Regions from separate parts of the Homo sapiens genome. Here region 2 is linked to region 1. Evidence: chromatin loops called from intact Hi-C (ENCODE). Cell type or tissue: IMR-90. All regions are shown on one strand. Each heading gives the region's core, and the rest is flanking DNA. Links, peaks and the distances in the headings are about the cores only.

What was found. Hi-C counts contacts between places; a loop is a spot of excess contacts. Peaks named below come from ENCODE experiments on the same cell type or tissue, not always from the same donor. Only the 100,000 strongest peaks of a DNase experiment are listed, where the experiment ranks them.
Region 2: it touches region 1 in a loop (1.8-fold over the local background); 3 of 110 quality-filtered maps call a loop at or near these places.

Annotation. Positions count from the first base shown.
Region 1 is chr2:238,525,407-238,534,361 of GRCh38, reverse strand. The region is part of intron 2 of LINC01107 (long intergenic non-protein coding RNA 1107); the gene reads left to right. LOC124906130 (a long non-coding RNA gene) reads left to right here. Exons shown (of 2, transcript XR_007088215.1): 1 at 1-1,378; 2 at 2,386-4,581. Among named protein-coding and RNA genes, the nearest start is that of LINC01107, 26 kb to the left of the region's middle. In IMR-90, for the core only: no CTCF peak of the experiment used is centred there; DNase peaks (open chromatin) are centred at 4,901 and 6,601.
Region 2 is chr2:238,680,118-238,689,072 of GRCh38, reverse strand. No RefSeq gene overlaps it. Among named protein-coding and RNA genes, the nearest start is that of LINC01937, 35 kb to the left of the region's middle. RefSeq lists an enhancer at 4,052-5,251. In IMR-90, for the core only: no CTCF peak of the experiment used is centred there; a DNase peak (open chromatin) is centred at 4,432; H3K27ac peaks cover 1,489 bases.

The DNA.
Region 1 (8,955 bases), core at 626-8,625:
AGGTGGAAGCACTGCACAAGGAAGTGTCTTAGATCAACCTGACTTGTGAGCACTGCACCAGAAGGTGTCTTGGATCATTGCTAAGATGCAAGCAATGCACCAGCAGATGTCTCAGATCGTCCTTTAGGTGGGAGCGCTACACGAGGGGTGTCTTGGATCATCCCTGAGGAGGGAGCACTACACCAGGAGGTGTCTTGGATCATTTCTGAGGTGCAGGCACTGCATCATGAGGTGTCTTGGATCGTCGCTGAAGTGTAAGCACTGCACCAGGAGGTGTTGTGAATCATCGCTGAGGTGTGAGCACTGCACCAGTAGGTGTCTTGGATCATCCTTGGGGTGTGAACATTGCATCAGGAGATGTCTCAGATCATCCCTGAGGTGCAGGCACTGTACCAGGAGGTATCTTGAATCATTTCTGAGGTGCAGGTGCTGCACCAGGTGTCTTGAATCAGCCCTGAGGTGTGAGCACTACACCAGGAGGTGTCTTGATTCATCCCTGAGGTGTGAGCACTGCACCAGGTGTCTTGATTCATCTCTGAGGTGTGAGCACTGCACCAGGAGCTGTCTTGAATAACTTCTGAGGTGTGACCATTGTACCAGGAGGTGTCCTGTATCATCCCTGTGGAGGGAGCACTGCACCAGAAGGTGTATTGGATCATCCCTGAAGTGTGAACACTACATCAAAAGGCATCACGAATCATCCCTAAGGCTTGAGCACTGCACCAGGAGGTGTCTTTGATCATGCCTGAGATGTATGCACTGCACTAGGAGGTGTTTTGGATCATCCCTAGGTGGGAGCACTACCCCAAGAGGAGTCTTGGATCATCTTTGAGGTGGGAGTACCACACCACGAGGTGTCTTGGATCATCCCTGAGGTGGAAGCACTGCACCAGGAGTTGTCTTGGATCATTCCTGAGGTGTGAGTACTGCACCAGGAGGTATCTTGTATCATCCCCGAGGTCAGAGCACTACACCAGGAGATGTTTGGATCAAACCTGACATGTAGGCACCGCACCAGAAGGTCTCTTGGATGATGCCTGAATTGTCAGCACTGCACCAGGAAGTGTATTTTATCATCCTTGAGGTCAGAACACTGCACCAGCAAGTGTCTTGGATTCTGCCTAAGGTGTGAGCACTGCACAAGCAGTTGTCTTGGCTCATCCCTAAGAAGGGAGTACTGTGCCAGGGGGTGTCTTGGATTATGCCTGAGTTGTGAGCACTGTATCAGGAGGTGTCTTGGATCAGCCCTGAATTGTGAGCACTGCACAAGGAGGTGTCTTGGATCATCCCTGAGGTGGGAGCACTGCACCAGGAGGTGTCTTCAATCATCCCTGAGGTGTGAGCACTGCACCAGGAGATGTCTTGGATCATCCCTGAGGTAGGATCACTACACCAGGAGGTTTCTTGGATCATTTCTGAAGTGTGAGCACTGCACCACAAGGTGTCTTGAATCATCCCTGAGGTAGGACCACTACACTAGGAGATGTCTTGGGTCATCCCTGAGGTGTGAGCACTGTACCAGGAGGTGTCTTGGATCATCCCTGAGGTGCAGTGATATGGTTTGGTCATGTCCCCACCCAAATCTCATCTTGAATTGTAGCTCCCATAATCCCCACATGTCATAGAAGGGACCCTGTGGGAGGTAACTGAATCATGGAGGGAGTTACCTCCATGCTGTTTTCATGACAGTGAGTGAGTTTTCAGATCTGATGGTTTTATAAGGAGCTTTTCCCCCATTTACTTGGCACTTCTCCTTCCTGCCATCCTGTAAAGAAGGATGTGTTTACTTCCTTCCACTTTGATTGTAAGTTGTTTGAGGCCTCCTCAGCCCCACAGAACTATGAGTCATTTAAACCTTCTTTCTTTATAAATTACCCAGTCTTGGGCAGTTCTTTATAGCAGTGTGAGATCAGACTAATAAACACCCCCATGATTTAATTACCTCCCACCAGGTCCCTCCCATGACACATGGGGATTATGAGAACTACAATTCAAGATGAGATTTGGGTGGGACACAGCCAAAACATGTTATTCCATTCATGGTCCCTTTAAAATATGTCCTCACATTTCAAAACACAATTATGTACTTCCAACAGTCCCCCAAAGTCTTAATTCATTCCATCATTATCCCCAAAGTCCAAATCTAAAGTCTCATCTGAGACAAGGCAAATTCCTTCGCCTATGAGCCTGTAAAATCAAAAGTGAGTTAATTACTTCCAAGATACAATGGAGATACAGGCATTGGACAAATACACCCATTCCAAATGAGAGAAATTGGCCAAAACAAAGAGGCTCCAGGCCCCACCCAAGTCCAAAATCCAACAGGGCAGTAACCAAACCTTAAAGTTCCAGAATAATCTCCTTCAACTCCATGTCTCACATCAGGTCACGCTGATGCAAGAGGTGGGCTCCCATGGCCTTGGACTGCTTCACCCCTGTGGCTTTGCTTTCACAAGATGGCATTGAGTGTCTGAGGCATTTCCAGGTGCACAGTGCAAGCTGTCAGCGGATCTACCATTCTGGGGTCTGAAGGACGGTGGCCCTCCTCTCACAGTTCAACCGGGCAGCACCCCCATGGGGACTCCCTGTGGGGGCTCCAATCCCACATCTCCCTTCTTCAATGCCCTAGCAGAGGTTCTCCATGAGGGCTTTGCCCCTACAGCAGACTTCTGCCTGTACATCCAGGTATTTCCATACATCCTCTGAAATCTAAGCTGAGGTTCCCAAACCTCAATTCTTGACTCCTGTACACCCACAGGTCCAAGACCACGTGTAAGCCACCAAGGCTTGGGGCTTGCACCCTCTGAAGCAACAGCCTGAGCTCTATGTTGGCCCCTTGAGCCACAGCTGGAACTCACTATCACCAAATCCCTATACTACACAAAGCAGCAAGGCCCTAGGCCTAGCCCGTGAAACCCTTTTTTCCTCCTAGGCCTCTGGGCCTGTGATGGGAGGGACTGCTGTGAAGAACTCTGACATGCCCTGGAGACAGTTTCCCCATTGTCTTGGTGATTAACATTTGGCTTTTCGTTACTGATGCAAATTTATCTAGCTGGCTTGAATTTCTTCTCCAAAAATGGGTTTTTCTTTTCTATCGCATCATCAGGCTGCAAATTTTCCTAAGTTTTATGTTCTGGTTCCCTTTTAAACATAAGTTTTAATTCCAAACCATATATTTGTGAGTACATAAAACTGAATGCTTTTAACAGCACCCAAGTCACCTCTTGAATGCTTTGCTGCTCAGAAATTTCTTCTGCCAGATACCCTAAATCATCTCTCTCAAGTTCAAAATTCCACAGATCTTTAGGGCAAGGGCAAAATACTGCCAGTCTCTTTGCTAAAATGTAGCAAGAGTCACCTTTATTCCAGTTCCCAAAAAGTTCTTCATCTCCATCTGAGACCACCTCAGCCAGGACTTCATTGTCCACATCACTATCAGCATTTTGGTCAAAACCATTAAACAAGTCTCTAGGAAGTTCCAACTTTCCTGGAAGACATCTTCCTGTCTTCTTCTGAGCCCTCCAAACTGTTCCAACCTCTGCCTGTTACCCAGTTCCAAAGTCACTTCCACGTTTTTTAGTATCTTTATAGCAGCGCCCCACTACCCAGTATCAATTTACTGTTTTATTCCATTCTCATGCTGCTATGAAGAACTGCCTGAGACTGGGTAATTTATAAAGGAAAGAGGTTTAAATTACTCACAGTTCTGCAGGGCTGGGGACGCCTCAGGAAACTTACAATCATGGCAGAAAGCAAAGGGGAAGCGGGCACGTCTTCATGTGTCTGGAGAAGGAGGAAGAGAGCAAAGAGGGAGGTGCCACACACTTTCAAACAACCAGGTCTCCTGAGAACTCATTCACCATCACAAGAATGCAAGGGGGAAATCTGCCCCCATGATCCAATCACCTCCAACCAGCCCACTTCCCCAACACTGGGAATTACAATTCGACATGAGATTTGGTTGGGGACACAGAGCCAAACTATATCAGTGCTTAACCTCATTTGAGTTGTCACACGCAACCAGGAGGCTTGAATAACCCACTGCTTCCAGACTAGATGGCTTTCTGTGTGACCCCAAGAGAGACTCCCAGCCTCTGCTGATTCCTATGTAAAGTATGGGTTGGAACTGGATGGTATCGTAGGTTCCTTTAGCTCCGTATGATTCTCATGTAAAATTCCACCCAGCAGTCAGGCAAGAGGTGCACTGGGGAGAGGAGGTGGAACCCCCAGGTTGTTGATAAAATCCTGAAATCCCTTGGCTCTGTGCTTCAAACAGCCACCTTCCCAACATCTATGACTCTTTGAACTGCTCATAAAGAGCGCTGATTAATGTGACACTTCACATGCCCACCATGAAATTAGGAAGGCCCTTAGATCTCCTTCAAACCCGCGGTGCCGGTGCCTTCGCCCCATCAATCAGAGATGAAACTGTGATTGTGCTGCAAGGAGACGAGGCCATCCTGGAGTTCTGCCATGAAAGAATCGCTGGGACTCAAAGGAGGGGAAAACAAGGGAAGGAGAGAGGGGGAAAGGGAAAGAGAAGCTGCTTCCAGAAGGAATAAATTTGTGTGTGTACTTTGATCCTGCTATGATTTTTATTTGTTTTAGCCACATCCTTTTCACTGCACCACTCAGCTAAAGGTGCTTTAAATTAGATGGCGCTAGGAAACCCTCTTCCTCCCCCCTTCTTCCCCTGCCTGCCACGCAGGCCCACAGTCTTCAGTCAGTGTGAGATGTATAATCATGTCATGCTCAAATGTAACTGGAATAAATTGAGACAAATAAACTCAAAGGCACCACATGCATTTAGAATGCTCTTTGTCAGGGTTTCCTAATATGCTTGCAGGCAGCTAACTCAACGCAAACAAAAAGTGGCAGTGTTTACCCAGCTTTGCTTTGGAGCATGTTGAGAGCCTCTGACTCACAGATCGCTGCTGATTGAATCTGCACATACATTGGTGTTCACTGTCCCCCAGCTAACTTCCTTCCCTCTTCCACACTCCTCCCTTTCCCAGGTGTCCAGGCTGAACAGGGACTTGTTTGGGGTCCTCTGTTCCTCTCCTCTACCTGTCTTCAGTAGGATAGCACAAAGATCACAAAGGCCTTGAGAGCAGAGATGGGAAGTGAGAACCGTGTCTCACTGTGAGGACCCCAGGACCTTTGTTCAAACAAAGCAAAGCAGCACCTGGCATGGCCGGCCCGTTCTGCTCAGCGTTCAGGAGCGAGCTGCCTACCAGAAACCTCCTCTTTGGTGCTCTTGTTAAAAAAGATGCCTCAGGGCACCTTTAAGGGAAGATCTGAAATGAACCTCTTACCTTCTAAAACCTTCTTTCTTGGCCAATCTTGTTCCATGACCGGCCACATGGCTGTGGATTTACTGGCTCTCTGGACCCTCACCCTCCCATCAGGGTGCCATCTTATCCATGTCTCTGATTGAGGGACACACATGTCAGCTCTCTGCTCCTGCACTGCCAGGCACAGCCATGATGGTCTCAGAGCCATTGGTCCCCAGCACAGAGGGGAGCTTCAAATGGTACCATGATGATGAAGGTGGTAGGTGCCTAGTAGCTACGGACTTTGGATTATATCCATTTCCAATGATTAACAAGAAGCCCCTTTAATTTTAAGCATGTACTTTTTATTCAGAAATAAGGTCCCACTCTGGCACCCAGGTGGGAGTGCAGTGGTGCCGTCATGGCTCATTGCAGCCTCAACCTCCCAGGCTCAAGCGATCCTCCCACCCCAGCCTCGCAAGTAGCTGGGACTGCAGGTGCACCATCATGCCTGGCTAATTTTTTAAATTACTATTTTAATAGAGATGGGGTATTGCTATGTTTCCAAGGCTGGTCTCAAACTCCTAACCTCAAGTGATCCTCCCACCTCAGCCTCCCAAAGTGCTGGGATTACCGACGTGAACCACTGTTCTGGACCAAGTATGTACATTTATAAATAACACCCATTTTCCTGTGATTTCCTTAGCTTCACTCTATGAACTGCTAGCTTGTCATGCCTCCCTGTCATATTCTCTGACAGTTTCCAGCCTTATGCCCCATGGGTGTCTCTCTCTCTCTCTGTCTCTCTCTGCTTTCTTTAATTCCTCTTTGGCTGCCAAGAGTTCATTTTCTCAGCCTGTGACAGCACCCCATGTTCCCCAGTTTCTTATGGGGAATCACAGCTCCCCTGCTACATTTAGTCTGTTGGGAGCACAATTCTGGGTAATCAGCTTCTACAGCAGAAGTGACAGGGTCTGAGCAGCCTCTCACTAGATTTGGAAGAACTAGAGAGCAGGTCCGGGTGGCCCAACACCCAGCCCCTAATGCCATGCACTTCCTGCCCCCTGAGTTTCATTGATTCCACACCTGGCATCCAGCCCTCAAGTCCATTTTGGAAGCATCCTGTCCCTCCCCCCAGACAGACACATGCACTGGTTATCCTTTCAATAAAACCATCTGGGATGGGATCCAGTCTGGAAGGTAAATCTTAGAAACCTTTCCCTTGTCTTCTTATGCATCTCTTTGGAATTCTTACATCTCAGATCAATTCTGCTAGTTAACACTTCCCAGGAAAGTCACCATCCCCTCTGACGTCAGAATGTATCAGGAGAGAGTCTGTGGCAGGGAGAGTAACATTCCTCAGCATTCAACCCAGTCTCCACATTGTCCTGCGTTCTTACCACACAGCCAGAGCAGGAGCATGTGACTGGTTCTGGACCAGTTTGGGCAAGAGTGGTGTGTGTCACCTCTGGGCCAAAATACAGAAGAAACAGTGCGTGAGCCCCCAGGGGTCCCTTCTGCTGCTCTACTCTCCCAGATGGTAGAGTCTCGATCAGCCTGGGTCCTGGGTGTCTCGGTAGAGCAGAGCCCCTGCCGACCTCCACAAAACACGTAGCCTGAAAAAGAAGTCAATCTGTGCTGGGTCAGTTTCCAGGACACCAGGATTGGCTCCAACGTGTTCCTAATATCAGTAATTTCTATGTCTTGGCTAAAAATACCTTGCCCTCCCCAAGGAGACAAAAATACTCTCTATATGTCCTTCTGGAATTTTTCAGGTTTTTTTTTATTACACCTAAATCTTTAACGCAGCTGGAATGTATTGTGTGTATGGAATGCATTGTACATATGAAATGTATTGTACGTATGGAATGTATTGTACGTATGGACTGGCAGAAAGATGTTACTTTTTAGGTAACATGGTTTTCTCTATGGAGAGCCAGTGATCTAAAATCTTGTATTCAATTCTCCCTACTTATTTGAAATGCCACACATGTCAAATGATAAATTCTGCCACATACAGTCTCCAGATCTGGAATCTCTGCACAGGGATCAGTGCACTAACTGGAATTACAGTGCCTGTTGTCAGTTTTGGGGAAGTTACTTAGCGTGTTCACCAATTCTCCTCGAGCCAGTGCCTACTCTGGACATTCATGATACAAAAGGGCAGGGCTGCATTCCAGGTGAGCGTGTGTAGGAAGGCATGAGAAACCTTGCAGGGAGCAGACACTGGGGGGAGGTCGGGGAGGGCCAGACGGACCAAAGTTTTCCTGAGAAAGGTCAAGGGGACTTGCCAAGCCCACCTGATGGACAAAAATTGAGAGCAGAAGAGGGCAGAGCCCATCGGCCCCTGAAAATCTCCAGCTCCAGGACCAAGAAGCAGAGTCCTGGAGGCACCATCCCTCATGCCAGGACATCGCTTGAGACTGTTGAGAGGCACAAGCCCAGAGGCTGGGCGCGATGGCTTACACCTGTAATCCCAGCACTATGGGAGGCCGAGATGGGCAGATCACGAGGTCAGGAGATCGAGACCATCCTGGCTAACACAGTGAAACCCCATCTCTACCAAAAATACAAAAAAAAAAAAAATTAGCCAGGTGTGGTGGCACGCACCTGCAGTCCCAGCTACTCCGTAGGCTGAGGCAGGAGAATAGTTTGAACCCGGGAAGCAGAGGTTGCCCTGAGCCAAGATCATAGCACTGCACTCCAGCCTGGATGACAGAGCAAGACTCCATCTCAAAAAAAAAAAAAAAAAAAAGAGAGAGAGAAAGAGGCACAAGCCCAAATCAGACCCGCACTGCTCTCCGGCGCCTTCCAGACACTGATAGAGGCCTGGGCCATGGTCCACGCGGGGGACTGAGCGTGGCAAGAGCAGCTGCAGGTGCAGCCATTGTTGGCCAGTATCCCAGGAAACCCCATGCTGGCAGCCCACAAAGCCATGGACTGACGACTTCCCTTTTCAAGATCAGCTGTGTCTTCTCTTCCTCAGGCCACCACTCTTTCCAATAACAGGGTAGAAAAAAACCCTTGATTTAAAAAAAGGCAACAGGACATGCTGGGCAAGTTAAATCACTTAATATTTCAAAATATTATTCAACCACAATAATTGTAGCTGTCTAAGAGAATCTGCATTTGTGTGGTTCCTTAAACTGTACTCTTTTTTTAATATAATTTTTTTTGAGACAAGGTCTCACTATGTTACCCAGGCTGGTCTGAAACCTCTGGGCTCAAACGATCTTCCCCCCTCGGCCTCCCAGAGCACTGGAATGACAGGCATGAGCCACCACGCCCAGCCAAATTGTAGCCTTTCTTCCTGTCTTTAAAATTCACTTGACTTCCCATTCAAAATGGCAGACTGAAGCGTTTACATCTTCTGCCACAAATCCCATTAAATTAACAAAGTAAGTATGGAACTATGAACATATTTCCTAGAGCACTAGAAATAGAGAATGTTGCCTAATTCTGGAGGATGTAAGTAGAACCTATCACACCGACGCCAGAACAAAACGGAGGGAGAAGCCAAGGGCAGCACCGGCGTGGGACGGGCTTTCCCTGAGGAGCCTCAGCAACAACTCATGCGTGGCAACATTTGTGACTTTCAGCAGGAAGGGGCATGGGACTGTGATGGGGCTCACAGCAGACCTCCTGGGACCTCTAGAATAGATATAGAGAGCTTGGCTGAACC
Region 2 (8,955 bases), core at 279-8,278, 160 kb before region 1:
TTAAATCCATGACTACAGAAAGCACCGATAATAGCGCTGGCTGAGGGCAAGGGCCGTGTTGTTATAAATTAAAGGTAGAAATTCTTTGTTTCTTCGTTTCTTGCTGCAAATAGTGACGTCAGTGTTTCATTTGCCTTTGCAAGTCACATATGGAAGTTTCACGTTTATATAGAGTAATATAACTTTTCCATTCTGTTTTCTAACTTAGGTGTTATGCTAAGAGACGCCTTTTTCACCCCCGGAGTGTAAAAATATTCACCAATATTCCCCTCAAATTCCTTTACCATTTCATTTGTGTTACACTTATCTCTTTAAGCCATCTGGAATGTATTTCACTGTGAGGTAAGAATCCAACTTTAATTTTTTTCCCCCAAAACTGTAACCACCTATGCCAGTAACATTTATTGCACAATCCGCTCTTTTCCGCACGGATTTCATTCTCCCTTTTCATGTGATAAATACTTACATATCTTGAGTCATTTCTGAACCATCAATGCTTCGCTCTGATTCTATTTTCTGTCAGCACCAGTGCCGTGCTCCTCTCATTACTCTGGTTCTAAGGCGTGTTGATATTTTGGACCCGGGGCCACTTCACGTTGTTATTTTCCAGGCTCCCGACTGTTCTTGCACAGTCATTCTACCAAGTGAACTCAATATCATTTTGTTCCCCCCAAGTAGACTTTTGGCATTTTAATTGGAATTCTATCCACAACACATCAGAGTGCCCTCCCCAGAGACCTGGCATGTTAAACATGAAGTCCTTGCCCAGAGCAGGGGCTGCCTCGTCCCTTCCAGGTCTCATGCTGAAGAGGGCTCTGCCACTGCTCTCACGCACCTCCTGATTTATGACACTCTGCACTTCATCATTCTGTAACTCTTGCAAATAAAATGCATTTTTCTTTCTTCTTCTTTTTTTTTTTTTTTTTTGAGACAGGGTCTTGCTCTGTTGCCCAGGCTGGGGTGCAGTGTTGCAATCACACAGTCTCAGCTCACTGCAGACTCAAACTACTGGCCTCAAGCGATCCTACCACCTCAGCCTCCTGAGTAGCTGAGACTACAGGCGCCCACCACCATGTCAAGCTAATTTTTTGTAATTTTTGCAGACATGGTGTTTCACCATTTTGCCTAGGGTGGCCTCAAACTCTTGGACTCAAGAGACCTGCCCACCTTAGGGCCTCCCAAAGTGCTGGGATCACAGGCATGAGCCACCGTGCCTGGCCAAATGCATTTTCTCAACTGAGTCACATTTCCTTCATTCAAAAACAATGTTGATTAGAAAATGCACCATTAACTTGATGTCACCTTTCCAGGAAAAAAAAGGCTATTATATTTAATATATGTAATGGTCATGAAAACATCCCAATTTCAGAAAAAAATAATAAGTGAACAGGTATATATGTATTCAAAATAAGTATACACATACATGCATACATACAGACAGCAGAGTTGATCCTTCACTCTGAGGATCTAAACTTGGTTTTGCCGATACATGGAGCATCTAGAAAAATCACAGATGCTTAGACATGGATGTTTTGTTACCAGCCACCTCCTGAACTCATATCCGTTCTAGTCATTTTTAAGTTGTCCCTGGAAAGACAATAACTCAGATCATCCTCAAATAATGAAAATAATGTCTCCTCTGTGTCATAGCTTGGTTTTTTTCTTGTCTTATCAACGGGGATTTTGTTGTGAGCCTCATTCTGGGCCACTTGGGTCGATCTCTTCTCTGCTATGCCTTTTCATCAGCAGACACGAGGAAGAGCGGCAGCCACCAGTCTTCTTAATGCCTGTACACCAAAGGTGGTCTTCCTGTTGCTTCATGTGATAAGCAGTTTATGCATCTGTGTGCAGCCAAGGGGAAGCCTCAGGCCTTCAGAGCTTTTTCCTTGTGGTGCTGTTGTTTTTTGACCTAAGTGTTTGAAAGATCCCTTCTTCCTTGCAGCTTAAGTGTTTTATTGGTGTATGTCGAGGGATGTGTTTCTTTCTGTATTCTATTTCTGTTGATTTAGCAGGTGCTGGGGGAGCTTCTGCAGACCCATCTTGCTGCCCTGCTGTGTCTCTGAATATGGTTTTCATCCCGTGGAGTCTGGCTCTGCCTTGAGGACACCCATAGTTCAGACGTTCCCCCATATGCAGTATCCTTTTATTCTCCTCTTGTTTAAAATCCCATCCACCCTTTTGCCTCGTCCCTATGCATTCTGGAGGCCTCCGGGCTCCCACTCCACATCACGAGGGAGCTTCCCGAAGGACCTGTTTTGCCTTTGACAGGACTTTAAATTCTGGAGTGACTGTCTTTGACTTCAAAACCACATTTCCTCCTCACACCAGGCCCCCTTTGTGTCTCTTCCTGCCTCTTAGCAGTCCTTCCCGTATGTGTTTTCTTATTCCTTCTTTCATCTCTAGCTATGCTTGTATTTTCTGTTCTAGATAACCTCATCATGGTGCATGGGCATCCATCAGCCCTGAGCTACTCTTGACTCAGGCAGCTCATGAAGCCGATTTCGCACCTGCTCTCTGAACACTGAGGTCACACTGGTGAGTTTCCTTGCTAAGCCTACATGTGTCCTTTGCTCTCATGGAGTACCGCTCCCTGTGGCATGTCACGGTGCCCCTACCCAGACGTCGCAGAGAGAGACAGTTCCCTTGAGGACACTGCTGTTTGCCAGGGCTGCATAGGTGTCATGTGCCTGCCATGAAGGCACCACAGATCCGTGCAGTGGCACCATTTCCAGCTCAAGAAGTAGCCCATCCCACTGCCTGACAGCTATTAGTGCCATTGGCCCAAGATCACTTTAGCCTGGGGGCTGGTCACACAAGTTAGGGGGTCATTATTGTGAAAATTTTATCTATTATAGCTGAGATATAATAGACTGTATATATTATCTGTGTCCTCTCCTCTCACCCCATCCTCTCGGCTGAGGCTGAGGAGGGTGGCCGAGTGTAACAGAAAGTGTTCATCAGGAGATAGATGGGGCTGTGGAGGGAGAAAGGGCAGCCAGGGCAGAGACAGACAGACACCGAACCTCAGAAAACACCCATTCTTGAGGACAGCATCAGGGTAGGATTTGAGGTCAGGCCAGGCAGATGACCCCCTTTAGATCCCAGGACTCTGGGCTCCATGACAGCAAATCTGGCCACAGTGTGTGTGTTGGCAGTGGGTGTGGGGCAGGGGGCGCTGCTGATTGGCAAGGGCTCTTAGGAGTGTCTGGCTCCTACCCCCTGTTGGAAAATACAGTACACTTATGCATGCTTTGAAATTGAACATCTGTCCCCAATAATGTATGGCAATGGACATTTTCATTTTGAGTTAATGAAATTTCCATTTTTTAATAAAAAAATAGATAATGAATGAGACTGACAACATGAATGAAAACTCTCAGTTCTCGAAAACAAGCAGCCAATCTCATCACCAACAGAACTCAAGAGTGTTCAGGACACCTCTGCAATTCCTCTGAGCAAGGCCCACACTGCGAACCCAGCCCTGCTCAGTCCAGTGAGCTTGGAGATCTAGCCAGCAGCAGTGCCCAGCTGTGGGGTGATGGAGAGTCCGGGGCTCATGGAGAAGGTGGCCTTGGGAACACATGTGTTAGGGGCCGAGGATGCAGGTGCACACTACCAGGGAGGATGGGATTGCCTTTGTAAATTAGATCTTCCTATTGCAGGTTTGTGCAGCCTGGCCTCTAATTCCTAGGCCAGAAATTAACTCCAAATTCCAGACTCAGGTCTCCCTGCTGACCTGTGAATGTGAGTCAACTAAAATGGTAGAAATAAGATTCTTCTGGTTTCATGGAACGTCTTGCAAGACTGAAGGCCACTGCAGTCAACTTCTGACCTTGAGGGGTACTCTCAGCTCAGATTCTTTGTAATTAATCCTACTCAACTTTGGTAAAGTGATGACAACAGAACTTAGTTTATGATCTCATTTATCACCCTCCTTGTCACTAAAATACGAGATGCAAGTGCTCCACCCAAATATTTGAAGAAAAGCCAGCGAATGCAAAGTGTAAATTCCTTCCCAGCATCATTGGCTTGTGAACTTGTCAAGGGGTGGCTCTGAGTGCTGAGCTCCTTGCAACTGCCTCCTGGGATTTGCTTGTGAAGAAAGGAAGGGAACAGATTCAAGTCAGATTTTGCCTTGGGAGCCCATCTTGCTCTAGGCCAAATTAAATGCATGTATTCCATTAGTATGTGGTAAGAGATTAAAATTATGATAGAATTGGCTGGTCTACAGTCTTCTAGAACAAAAAACGGCAACTGTTTGCTTGTGGGAGGGAAGCATTTGTGAGTTTTTAAAAATCTGAAAATGAGAATAAACATTCATATGACTCATGGATTAGTCAGACCGTGTATGTTTTTCCCCAACTCCCTGGAGCAACTGACATAATCAAGGTGCTCATTGGCTAAGTTGACCTTCTCCTCACCCACACTACTGAAGTAGAATCTAGTTGCCTTTCCTTAGCCTCCACCCGCACAAGCGTCATCCTGGCTGTTCTAAGCAATGACAACAATGGACAAACATAGAGGATGAGGCAGACATTCAGAGTTGTGCAACTTAGTATTATGCCCTAGTTTGTGCAAGAGGGTCAAGTCTGGTGTTTCTGGGTAATTTCTCAAATATGTCTGGAAAATATTTTTTACACTTTTTTCCCCCAGATGGCAGAATTCGAACAACATGTGGAAGATTTATGAACAACATTTTGGGCTCAGTATAGGGAAAGACTTTCTAAAGAGAGTTGCCCACCCATGCCAAAGTCCATCTCGAATTATCCCAACTTGAAAGCATTTTCAGTGGGAGCTGAACAACAATCAGTCAGGGATGCTTTCAAGGGGTGGACTTCAGCAGTCACAGTTGGTGACCTGCCCATAGGCCCCCGCGGCCTCCAACTGGAGGTGCTTGCAGCTCTGTCTTAAGGCTTTCTCTGCAAGGAGGATCAAGCCAGAAATACCAGGGAGTTAAAGGCACCCCTGGGAACAACCCTCACCCAGTGACTGACAAGAGTTGGTGGGTAAAGACCCCAACTTTCTTACTCCTCAGGTTGGCCAACACTGATGCACATTCTATAATTGGCCGGAGGTCCCCCGTGGGATTGGGCCCAGCCCCCACAGCAGTCAATGATGCTCCTTCTTGCATTTTTCCGATCTTTCATTCTGCATTCACCCAACAGTGCTTCCTGGAATCACCCTCAAAATAATTACTTGTGCTCAAATCCTTGTCTCAGGGGCTGCTACTGGGGGAGCCCATCCTAAGAAAGGGGGTTTGTGCATTGGGTGGTTAGGTTGTGGGAGGAAAAAAAATGAATCTCACCCTCTGGAACCTTGAAATCTAAACCTAGGAAGAAGAAAAAGAAAGACAATTGATACTGGTTTGAAGATGAAGAGGCTGGAGTCAGGATCAACTGAGCAACCACTGACCATGCCCTGAGGACCAGGAAGAACTGAGGACCAGGAAGACGTGCCCCAGGTATGACGGACACTCAGAGAGTAGCCCTGCATTTCCCAGAGGAAATACATCCTGAATCCCAGAGATGATTGCAGGTGAAACTTCACAGCTACTTCTTACACCTCTGACTCAAGTTTGTTCTTTAATTTCCAAGGGCTTCCTATGCTATATCTATGTAAAGACAGTGAATGCACAGTAATGGTGGCATTGCAAATCAATGGGGAAAGCATGAGTTAGTTACTAAGTGGAGTTTAGGTACTAACATTTATAATTAATCTGTGTCTTAAACTAAAATCATTTCAATTGTGATTAACATATTAAATATTAAAGAAAAGATTATAAAACTCTTAAAATAGATGATAATCGAATATTTATATGACCATAGATGGGATGGAGAATTTCAAGGTGACCCCAAGGCAAAAACTGTAAGAGAAAAACTGATAGATAAGTCAACCTAAACATGTAAGACTTCTTTATGTCAACGATGAAATAAAAAGGGAAATGATGAAATGGAAACAATATAAATACAAATTGTTAATGGTCTTCATATAGAGATTGCATTTAAAATTCAATAAGCTATGGAATAAGGTGTGCTAAGCACACGAATATGCATACTATATAAAGTAGGGGAAAGTTTAATCTCATTAATAATTTTTTTAAATGACATGTTTTCCTACGATAAAGGAAAGGTCTATGAAATGTAGTGTCCCAGATTGGTGAAAAACGTGAGAAGGCAAATCAATACTATCCTGAAGACTAGGTAGACATGAAAATTATTCTGAACTGAAGACTGGCAATACACACATGCAGTAGAAGCTCCAAAAATAGGCCCTTTAGCCCAAGGGTCCGCAGTCCCTGGGCCATGGAGCAGTACTGGTCCACAGCCTGTTAGGAACCTGGCTGCACAGCAGGAGGTGAGTGGTGGGCTAGCGGCGCTCCGCCTACTGTCAGATCAGCAGTGGCATTCAATTCTCATAGGAGTGCAAACCCTATTGTGAACTACACATGTGAGGGATCTAGGTTGCAAGCTCCTTATGAGAATCTAATAATAAATGTAATGCACTTGAATCATCCCAAAACCATCCCCCAGCCCCATCTGTGGAAAAATTGTCTTCCACAAAACCGGTCCCTGGTCCCAAAAAGGTTGGGGACTGCTGCTTTAGCCCATGAAGTGGCCCATTCTACTTCTAGAAATTCAATACTCTTTTTCTCCAAATGTAAGCCATGTCCAAAAAATATATCACAAAAGATGTTAATAACAAAACTGTTTCTAAGGAGGAAGTATGAGAATAGAAACAACCATCTAGAAACATGAATTCAATTAAATAAAAATTTTACACAATAAGATAGTATGTAGCCATTAAAACAATGTTGAAGCAATGCATATATTGGTATTGAAAATGTTCATAAAATGTAGTTAGGTGAAATCATAAGTGAAACTTTTAGTGGGAAAGCATACTTAAACATAAATAGACTCTGAAAGCTACCAGCAGTTGCTTCTCAGTGAGTGGGATTATCATTGGTTTGGCTACTATATTTTCTGACTTCGGTAAAAATCTATTACTTTGGGGGTAAGAAAAATAAGTTCTGAAATTTCATTTTGAATAAAAATAATAACAATAAATCATCTATACATTCAACTAAGACAGTAAAAAAAGGGGACAAATATTTCTAATTTGAAAATACAAAAGGAAGGAAATAATACAGAATAAAAAATAAATCAAGAAATTATGAAAAAGAACAGTGCCATTAATAAATAAAACCATGTGCTCTCTGAAACAGCAATAAATAGACAAAAAAGAAGAATAAAAATATGCATGTGCACTATTATCTCAATTATGTTTAAAAGCATAGAAAATACTCAGAAGAAAACATGCAAGATATTAAATGCCACATCTGGTCATTGCACTCATATATTTTTTCTGTAATTTTATATTTTATTTTCCAAATATTCTACAATGACCATGAATTCATTTTGTAATCTTAAATTGATACTGGAAATAAGCATGAAGGAAAAACATGGAGTTTTAAGTGAAAACACTGACGGTGGAAATGATAGATGGCTAACATAGGCTAAGGTAAAACTTAACATCAGCACTGGCAGAACCACAGACGTAGGTAAGGCATATTCCTACTCTGACCTATGCCCTTGACTTGGAGTCCCCAGGATCTAGGTGTCTCCAGTGCCCCCCATATGGTTCAAGGCAGAATGGCACATGAAGCAAGGGATGGCAGAAGGGAGAAGGTAGAGCAGAAAGCATGGGGCTGTGCACAGCAGGACAAAAGGAAATCTGGACAAGTGGAAAGATCAGAAGGTACAAGTCCAGATTCCCAAATAAAGGAGTGATTATGGGCCCTGCTAAGGAAAGGATTAGGCTCCCAGGTGATAATCGTAAGCAGCTGCAAGGGGAAGCTGTAAAGAGTCAGAAGTAAGGCAAGAGCATCGACTGGACCCAACAACAAGGACAGTTGCAAGATGGGCAGCATGCTATAAGAAATGATGATGCCCTCAATGGAGGTAGAAAGTGCACTTCGCTCTTCAAGTTGTTTTTTATAAATGTATGTGTTTAAAGTTCCTGTCCTTTTCATTAACTTGTTAATTTCTATAATTAAGTGTTCGTTCAAGTTGCAAGTTATTTAGTTATTTGTATATTAAAAGGTTATAGGTATGTTAAATCAAACATTCCAGGGTTTTTCAAAGCACAGTGATCAAACTGTTGGATTTGAAACTGTGTTGGGTTTTACAATGTTGGACAAAATATTTTGGCAAGGCTGGAAAAATGGTCACTCTCATACATTGTAGATGAGAATGCAAAATGCAAATTCCCCTATGGAGAGGAATTTCAAAATACCTAGCAAAACTTCAAATTCATTTAACCCTTGACCCAGCAATTCCACTTCTAGAAATATACCCAAAATATAGATTGGGAAAAATACACAAACATATATGCATAAGATGAATCACTGTAACACTGTTTATAATAGCAAAAGACTGGGAACAACCTAAAGGTCTATCGAAGGGTACTAGCTGAATAAACTATGGTATATCTACACAATAGAGTACTATACAACTATAAAAAGCAATGAAGAATATTTATATATACTGCTTTGATGTGACACTTAGGACACATTCTTAAAAGAAAAAACAAAGTGGATAACTGTGGTATCTTCAAGTTGATATGTTACCATGTGTTGAAAAAATAGGAGAATATGAAAATAAATATTTGCTTTTATTTTGAGATAGAAGGATAAAACATACATTTTCACAAAATTACCTGTAGAAAGATAGAGGGGACAGGGAGAGAAGCTGGACTTCTCTGAATATAACATTGTTCTATAGTTCCAACTTAGGATCCATGTAAATAATTATAACATAAAAATCAACTGTGGAACAACTCCTAAAAATCAAAAGCAAAATGAAGCAAATGAACCTGAATGTGTATCAGGTGAGTGATAAGCAAAACGGAAAGCAGCTATTGAAGTGATTTCTAAACCTAATGATTTGACTAGTCATC